2 separate regions of the Homo sapiens genome follow, and region 2 is linked to region 1. Evidence: chromatin contacts called from ENCODE Hi-C or POLR2A ChIA-PET data. All regions are on one chromosome and are shown on one strand. The core of a region is the stretch at or near the end of the contact, and the rest is flanking DNA. Distances in the headings are between cores, read along the strand shown. Region 1 overlaps CDS2 (CDP-diacylglycerol synthase 2). Region 2 holds the start of SHLD1 (shieldin complex subunit 1).

Evidence for each region. A loop is a pair of places that touch in the nucleus more often than their neighbours do. ChIA-PET counts read pairs that join two places held with the same protein, here RNA polymerase II (POLR2A). Pooled maps may share reads with other maps.
Region 2: a loop to region 1 is called in a pooled map, with 4 times the contacts of the local background. The contact joins the promoter of SHLD1 here to the enhancer-like site in region 1. A Hi-C loop is called at or near these places in 2 of 168 maps with a recorded cell type or tissue (chondrocyte and gastrocnemius medialis), 7 of 37 single-sample maps with no recorded cell type and 14 of 50 pooled maps. POLR2A ChIA-PET finds 5 or more read pairs at or near these places in 1 of 52 experiments (AG04450).

Annotation. Positions count from the first base shown.
Region 1 is chr20:5,134,323-5,139,042 of GRCh38, reverse strand. The region is part of intron 1 of CDS2 (CDP-diacylglycerol synthase 2); the gene reads right to left. Among named protein-coding and RNA genes, the nearest start is that of CDS2, 9.7 kb to the right of the region's middle. Within about 2 kb of position 3,467, at least 7 of the 41 ENCODE cell types and tissues checked have a DNase peak (open chromatin) inside an H3K27ac peak, as active enhancers do.
Region 2 is chr20:5,747,743-5,752,123 of GRCh38, reverse strand. It overlaps SHLD1 (shieldin complex subunit 1), which reads right to left and starts at 1,723. Exons shown (of 3, transcript NM_152504.4): 1 at 1,645-1,723. RefSeq lists an enhancer at 1,848-1,897.

The sequences.
Region 1 (4,720 bases), core at 2,218-4,717:
GCCAATACCATGTTGTTTTGGTTGCGATAGCTTCACAGTACATTTTGAAATCAGGTAGTGTGATGTCTCCAGCTTTGTTCTTTTTGCTTGGGATCACTTTGGCTATTTGGGATCTTTTGTGATCCCATACAGATTTCAGGATTTAAAAAATATCTGTGAATCTGCACATTGTTTTAGGTAGTACGGTCATTTTAACCATACTGCAGTGCAGTGGTGCGATCTTGGCTCACTGCAACCTCCACCTCCCAGATTCAAGCGATTCTCCTGCCTCAGCCTCCCAGGTAATCCCAGCATTTTGGGAGGCTAAGGCATGTGGATCACCTGAGGTCAGGAATTCGACACCAGCCTGGCCAGTGTGGTGAAACCCTGTCTCTACTAAAAATACAAAAATTTGCTGGGCATGGTGGTGCATGCCTGTAATCCCAGTTACTTGGGAGGCTGAGGCAGGAGAATGGCTTGAATCTGGAGGGCAGAGGTTGCAGTGAGCCAAAATGGCGCCATTGCACTCCAGCCTGGGTGACAAGAGCAAAACTCCATCTCAAAAATAAATAAAATTAATTAACAAATTAAATTAAATTAAAACAGACACCCAGACAAATAGAACAGAACTGAGAACTCAGAAATAAATCTATGCATTTACAGTCAACTCATTTTCCACAAAGGAACCAAGAACACACATTGGGAAAAGGACAGCCTCTTCAATAAATGGTGCTGTGAAAACTGGATATCTATATGCCAAAGAGTGAAACTAGAACCCTATCCTATCTCTCTCCATATACAAAAATCAACTCGAGGCTGGGTATGGTGGCTCATGTGTAATCCCAGCACTTTAGGAGGCTGAGGAAAGAGGATCACTTGAGGCCAGGAGTTCGAGACCAGCCTGAGCAACACAGCATGATCCTGTTTCTACAAAAAAAAAAAAAAAATTTAAAGAAATGATAAATGTGGCCAGGCGCGGTGGCTCATGCCTGTAATCCCAGCACTTTGGGAAGCTGAGACATGCGCATCACGAGGTCAGGAGATCAAGACCATCCTGGCTAACATAGCGAAACCCCATCTCTACTAAAAATATGCAAATTAGCTGGGCATGGTGGCGGGTGCCTGTAGTCCCAGCTACTCGGGAGGCTGAGGCAGGAGAATGTCGTGAACCCGGGAGTCGGAGCTTGGAGTGAGCCGAGATCGTGCCACTGTACTCCAGCCTGGGCGACAGAGCGAGACTCCGTCTCAAAAAAAAAACAAAAAAGAAATGATAAATGTTTGAGGTTATGGTAGTGCAGTGGGCTACACTGCAGCCTCAAACTCCTGGGCTCAAGTGATCCTCCTGCCCCAGCCTCCCATGTAGCTGGGACTACAGGCGTGCACCACCACGCCCAGCAAATTTTAAAAAATATTTTTGTAGAGACCTACTTCTGTAATTTTTAATAATACATGCTTACGTCTCTTCTAGCCAGAGATGCTCTGAGATAATTTTTGAAAAAATAAGACTTAAATAGGTAGAAAGGTCAGGTGTGGTGGCTCATGTCTGTAATCTCAGCACTTTGGGAGGCCAAGGCGGGCAGATCACTTGAGGTCAGGCCTTCGACACCAGCCTGGCTAACATGGTGAAACCCAACTCTACTAAAAATACAAAAATTAGCCAAGTGTGGTAGCAAGCACCTGTTGTCCCAGCTACTAGGGAGGCTGAGGCAGGAGAATTGCTTGAACCTGGGAGGCGGAGGCTGCAGTGAGCCGAGATCACGCTACTGCACTCCAGCCTGGGCGACAGGGCGAGACTCCATCTCAAAAAAAAAAAAAGGGTAGAAATGAGGGAGGGTGACAGAAAGAACACATTTCAGAGGTAGGAAAGAGCAAGAATCAAGATCCATGACACAGAGGCACCAAGCAGGGAGAAAGGCCAGTTAAGAGAGAAGGCTACATAAAAAAGAATAAAATCATATCCTTTGTGGCAACATGGATGCAGCTAGGGGTCATTATCCTAAGCAAATTAATGCAAGAAGAGAAAACCAAACACTACATGTTCTCACTTGCAGAGTGAACTGGGAGCTACACATGGACACAAAGAGGGGAACAAGAGACACCAGGGCTTGAGGGTGGAGAGTGGGAGGCTGGTGAGGATTGAAAAACTACCCATCTAGTACTATGCTCACTACCTAGGTGACAAAATCATTTGTACACCAAACCTCAGCAATGTGCAATTTGCCCGTGTACCAAACCTGCACATGTATCCCCTGAACCTAAAACAAGAATTGGAAGGAAATGAGAGACAGAAGACTACAAAGGATCTTAAAGTTTAAGCATTATGAAAAAGAGCCAGAATTCTATCACTCCACCCCACCCCCCCAATAATTATTAGGGCAGTTTCAGAACTCCTGAAAGATACAAAGAACAAGATGGATTAGGAGGGACCTAGAGCAAATCCTAACAGGAGGGAGCTCAATTCACAGGGTTTACAATAAGGCAAGCAATAAATCCTGAAATTTGGGAAATCTCAAAGAGTAAAAGACAGATAAGGATTCCAGGAGAGGTAAGGAATTCGGATTTAGGATACTGCAGGCATTTACAATACTGCAGTCCTGAAATGTTGAAGTCTCCAAGAGCAACAAACAGACAACAAACAACAAACAGATAAGGATTCCAAGTCACACCTGGTTAGAATCTGCATCCTGCCCTGGGCACGGGAACAAAGGAATAGGAGATTTCAAGCCTGAGTAACCGAGTCATCTGGGATTTTATCGCAGAAGAAAGAAACTGAAGGAGGGTGGTAAGAGTAGAATGAGAGAATTCAGATTTGAGACAAAGTCAGTTTGTGTGGACTGAAGGGCATGCACCTAGGAATGTCTTGTAGACCACTGAAACCACAGGACTAGCCAGGCATGGACTGTGGAGATATGGCTCTGAGAGTTGCCCACTCAGGGGTTCGGTGTCAATGGCAGACATCCTCTCCACATCAGAGACCCAGGGGCAGAGAGTGTTGCCCGTAAATCCCAAGTCCCAGGAACTCTCAAAACCTCAGCAAAGTCTTTACAGAGAAGCCCCAAGCTGGCCCTATGGAGACCTTAATACAAAGGAGCTTCTGCCAAAGACAACAAATCAAAAAGATGTCTGACTTTGGTAGGACAGGTCAGGTCCTTCCACACAGACAGCAGTGCTCATGAGAACCACAGTGTGGCATGAGGCTGTCCCTGGGGAGAGGCAGGCGGGAGAAAGGAAACTTCACAGAATACCCTTTGCTGCCTACAAATTCTGCACCACAGACTGCCTACTCAAAATAACACCATAAAGTTTAACTTTCTTCAAAAGGTCAGTCAACTTAGTGGGCTCAATGCCATCCCTACTGTTGGGGCAAACAACATGAGAACAAATATCAGTGACTGGCATAGGAAGCTGCCCGGTGGGGACCATACGTGGGGGTGGGGAGGGGGTGCCTCACTATTACCCCAGCCAAGTAACCACCACATGACAAGACTTGGAAGGCAGGAACCCTGCCCAGTGCCAGGAACAAATTAGCATTCTTTCAAGGAGACTTTGGCAAAATTAATAGTGAAGAGTCAGTGTCCGTCTCTTTTCTGAACCAGAGGCAGTATGACACACAAACAGCTGTACTTTTTCACCCCCAACAGCCTCTAGTGCCAGTCCAGAAGGGCTGGGAGACCTTAACAACATAGAATGTAGCTTAACAAACTGTGGAGAGGAATCTCCTCCACCTACGTGGATCCTAGAAAAGATGGAAAAGTGTGAAAACCAGAAACAGTAACACTCAAATCTTTTCAAACAGTTTAAAGGATGATTATCTGCCCTGTGAAATTAGTTACAATGGCCGGGCACGGTGGCTCACGCTGTACCAGCCCTTTGAGAGGCCGAGGCGAGAAGATCGCTTGAACCCAGGAGTTCAATGGTCAACATTTTAAGACCCTGTCTCTATTATAAAATAAGTATGTATATATTTATATATATAAATTCAAAAAAGAAATTAGTTACAAGATTCATTTTAAAAAGAGTTTCTCAAATATATTCAAGATTATATAATTTCTGGCAGTTGTAAGGTTGAGAATAAAGTGAGGGAGGAGAAATGCTTTACATTAGTAGGACAGTGCAGGTTTTATACAATCTTCTTGTTTATCAAACATATTCTGAATGATTTTATCAAGTATTATGTTCCCATATCCATCAGCTGTTAGACTCTCATGCTCATTTTCTACCTTACCAATTTAAATATGCAGTCGGCTGGGTACGGTGGCTCATGCCTGTAATCCCAGCATTGTAGAAGGCCAAGGCAGGCAGATCACCTGAAGTCAGGAATTTGAGACCAGCCTGGCCAACATGGTGAAACCCTGTCTCTACTAAAAATATAAAAATTAGCTGGGTGTGATGGTGGGCGCCTGTAATCCCAGCTACTCGGGAGGCTGAGGCAGGAGAATCACTTGAACTCGGGAGGCAGAGGTTGCAGTGAGCTGAGATCACGCCATTGGACTCCAGCCTGGGCAACAAGAGAGAAACTCCATCTCAAAAAATAAATAGATAAATAAAAATAAAACTCTTAAATATTATTGATTTAAAAAAGATTGTATTATTTCTTTAAATCAGTAGGGAAAAAATTGATTATGTGGAGTCAAAACAGGCAATAAAATTCTGAATAATATCCTTATGAACACTGATAACACCAGCCCCTCTCAGAAATACAGACACCGTCCATAGCAGACCCTACAGTCAGTGAATGTTC
Region 2 (4,381 bases), core at 474-2,973, 610 kb before region 1:
GAGCCCAGCCCATCTCTAGTCATGGCACCTAGCCCATCTATTCTCTGAGGCTGCTACTCACACTTCATCTACGTAACAAGGACCTTGAACCACACAACTCCCTTATCTTAGTTCAAGCATTCTTTTCTACTGACTTCAAGTCTTTAGACAAAGCTTAACTCTCTCAAGCAACTGTCAGCTAAAGAATCCCTAAAATCCACCTAAGACTTCTAAGACCACCCTTGGACATATCCACCTTTTTGGGTCTAACCAATGTATACCTTCCATGTATTGATTTATGTCTTTGCCTGTTAACTCCTGTCTCCCTAAAATGTAAAAAAAACAAACTATAACCCAACTGCCTCGGGATCACTTACTAAAGACTTTTTGGGTTTGTGTTTTCTCTCTGGGCGATGGTCAATCATACTGGCTCAGAATAAACCGCTTTAAAATAGTTTACAGAGTTTTATTTATTTGCTAACAGTCTGACACATGATACAAAGACAAGCTTTGAAAATATTATACATAGTATAAGAAGATAGCCGGGCGTGGTGGCTCACACCTGTAATCTCAGCACTTTGAGAGGCTGAGGCAGGTTGATCAAGAGCTGAGGAGTTCAAGACCAGCCTGGCCAAGATGGTGAAACCTCGTCTCTACTAAAAATACAAAAATTAGTCGAACGTGGTGGCAGGCGCCTGTAGTCCCAGCTACTCGGGAGGCTCAGGCAGGAGACTAGCTTGAACCTGGGCAGCAGAGGTTGCAGTGAGCCAAGATCGTGCCACTATACTCCAGCCTGGGCTACAGAGTGAGAGTCATGAGACTCCGTTTAAAAAAAGAACAAAAGTCATGAAAGAAGCTAGTCACAAAAACATTGACATTATACTTAATGAAAGAAGCCAGCTGCACTGTATGATTTCATTTATATCAAACGTGCGAATTGGCAAGGCTATACAGACAGAAAGTATACTAGCAATTGTCTAGGACTTGAGGCGGAGTGGACGTGGTGAATGTAGAATGACTGCTACTGGAGGCAGGATTTTTCTTTGGAGTGATGAAAGTATTCTAAAATGAGATCACAGTAATAGATGCACAATTCTGTCAACAACAACAAAAAAACCCTTAATGTTACCCTTTATTATTTATTTTTGGGTACGTTGTCTTGCTCTGTCTTCCAGGCTGGAGTGCAGTGGCGCGATCTGGGCTCACTGCAGCCTGGAACTCCGGGGCACAAGCGATTCTCCCACCTCAGTCTCCTGAGCAGCTGGAACTACAGGCGAATGCCACTATGCTAGGCTTGATTTTTTTTTACGCTTTAAATGGGCAAATTTTACTTAGTAGGTGAATAGAAATTTCCCAAGAAAGCTGTTTTTTTGTTTGTTGGTTTTTTAGCAGAACCTCCTGAAGTGGCAGGTCACTGAAAAAATTTAAAAAAAAACAACAAAACCGAAGCTTATCCATACTCACTATCCACAAATTCCCAAAATTCCCCAAAGCACAGGCTGCAGACACCGTGTGTTGGGGCGGAAGGGGCGGGGAGCTAGCAGGAAATCCTGACATGCCTAGGAAAGCCTCCATAACTTCCTAATTGAGAGAGAACGATCAGATGCATTGCTGTGACCCCCGCCCCCACCACTCCAACCCCCCCCCATCCCATCCCGCGCTTACCTCTCCTCCAAAGCACTCCAGAAAACTGAGGAGAAAAGCCGCCAAGCCCCCCGACACACTCACCATCCGCAACCGGAACGCGGAAGCAATGGCGCCATCTTTTTTATGGGAAATGTGAGGTTCGAAGGAAGTCACCGGAGCCATCCTTACTGCGGGCAGTGAAGGGCAATGGAAGCCGGTCGCGGCCATGTTGACTGAGGCTTTTGGCCTGTCAATGAGGCTTGCCACATGTGGCTATTTTGGGCAATTTCCTGAGGAGGCTTGTCGATAAATGTGCTTGGTAAACCCTAAGGGAACAGAAAAAATATTCAAAAATTTAAATGTTGGCCGGGAGCGGTGGCTTACGCCTGTAGTCCCAGCACTTTGGGAGGCTGAGACGGATCACTTGAGGCCAGGAGTTTGAGACCAGCCTGGGCAACATAGGGAGACACTGTCTCTACAAAAAAAATTTTTTTTTAATTAGCGAGGCATGGTGGCACATGTCTGTAGGCCCAGGTAGTTGGGGGGCTGAGGTGGGAGAATTGCTTGAGCCTGAGAGGTCAAGGCTGCAGTTGGCCATGTTCTTGCCACTGCAGTCCAGCCTGGGCAACAGAGCTAGACCTTGCCTTTTAAAAAAAAAAATTCGTCTGGGCTCAGTGGCTCACGCCTGTAATCCCAGCACTTTGGTAGGCCGAGGCAGGAGGATCACCTGAGGTCGGGAGTTCGAGACCAGCCTTACCAACAGAGAAACCCTGTCTCTACTAAAAATACAAAATTAGCTGGGTGTGGTGGTGCAGCCTGTAATCGCAGCTACCCGGGAGACTAAGGCAGGAGAATCGCTTGAACCCAGAAGGTGGAGGTTGTGGTGAGCCAAGATCGTGCCATTGCACTCCAGCCTGGGCAACGAGAGCGAAACTCCGTCTCAAAAAAAAAAATAAATAAAATTCAATGTCTTGGAGAGGGTGGGGTGGCATGCCCCTGTAATCCCACTGCTTTGGGAGGCCAAGATGGGAGGATTACTTGAGGCAAGGAGTTCAAGACCCACCTGGGCAACACAGTGGAGACCTTGTCTCTACAAAATGGTTTTGTTTTTTTTTTTTTGAGACGGAGTCTCGCTCTGTTGCCCAGGCTGGAGTGCGGTGGCGCCATCTCGGCTCACTGCAAGCTCCGCCTCCCGGGTTCACGCCATTCTCCTGCCTCAGCCTCCCAAGTAGCTGGGACTACAGGCGCCCGCTACCACGCCCGGCTAATTTTTTGTATTTTTAGTAGAGACGGGGTTTCACCGTGTTAGCCAGGATGGTCTCGATCTCCTGGCCTCGTGATCCGCCTGCCTGGGCCTCCCAAAGTGCTGGGATTACAGGCGTGAGCCACCGTGCCCGGCCTACAAAATGGTTTTAATAAATAAATAAATAAACTTGAATGTCTACATTTTAAAAATATGAAAAGTAGAAATTAAAGATGAGGATGAAAATATTGTAATATTCTGATGCATGCAGATAACTACATAACTGCCACAACTGCAGGACCACAAAAAAGAGACTGTCTAAAGACAAAATTACAAAATTAAGATTTAGCTTAAAGATCTAATTGGCTTTTGTTTACAATTCTAGAATCAGGCAGCATCTCATTCTATAAGATTGAATGTTCCAATGAGCTGAGCAGACAAGGTTAGCTTCATAGGCAGAAAAGGGGCTAAAGAATGCAGAAAGAGATTTGAACAAAAAGCAAATTGATCGTCCTTTTTTTTTTCTTTTTTTTTTTGAGACAGTCTTACTCTGTCGTCCAGGCTGGAGTGTCCTGGTGCGATCTCAACTTCCATCTCCTGAGTTAAAGTGATTCTTGTGTGTCAGCCTCCCTAGTACCTGGATCACAGGCGTGCACCACCATGCCCGGCTAATTTTTGTATTTCTAGTAGAGACAGGGTTTTGCCATGTTGGCCAGACTAGTCTTGAACTCCTGATCTCAAGTGATTTTCCCGCCTGGGCCTCCCAAAGTGCTGTGATTACAGCCATGAGCCACCGCACCCGGCCCTGCAAATTGATCATTTCAAAGTTACTTTCCTTGTAGGGTTAAAACAGAGAAGACTTCCTTATTATATTTACTCAGATTGACTGGAATCTCCCGTTTTCTGGAAGATGGGCTTGTTTCAAAGTTCAGTTTGATTACATGGCACTTAGCACAAGTAACTCAGTTCTGATTTGGCCTGGCCTGCTGGGGCCTAGTGGAGGAGGTCAGACCAAATCAATTGCCTCTTATAAAATTTAACAAAACTGAGGGCTCTTTTCCCCTTTCACCATTTTCTTGAAAGAGTAGTGTATACTCATAGCCTCCTATCGATGCCTAAATTGGAATAATAACCCATAAATTAGGAGTCCTGGACTTAAGATAAATATTTTACCTATACACTATTTTCTTTTCCTTTTATTTATTTATTTATTTATTTATTTTTTGGAGATGGAGTCTCACTGTGTCGCCCAGGCTGGAGTGCAGTGGCGCGATCTTGGCTCACTGCAACCTCTGCCTCCCGGGTTCAAGCAATTCTCCTGCCTCAGCCTCCTGAGCAGCTGGGATTACAGGCATGTGCCACCATGCCCAGCTAATTTTTTTATTTTTAGTAGAGATGGGTTTTCACCATGTTGGTCAGGCTGGTCTCGAACTCCAGACCTCAGATGATCCGCCACCTTGGCCTCCCAAAGTGCTGGGATTACAGGTGTGAGCCACCATGCCCGGACTTTCTTTTCCTTAAATACTCCATGCT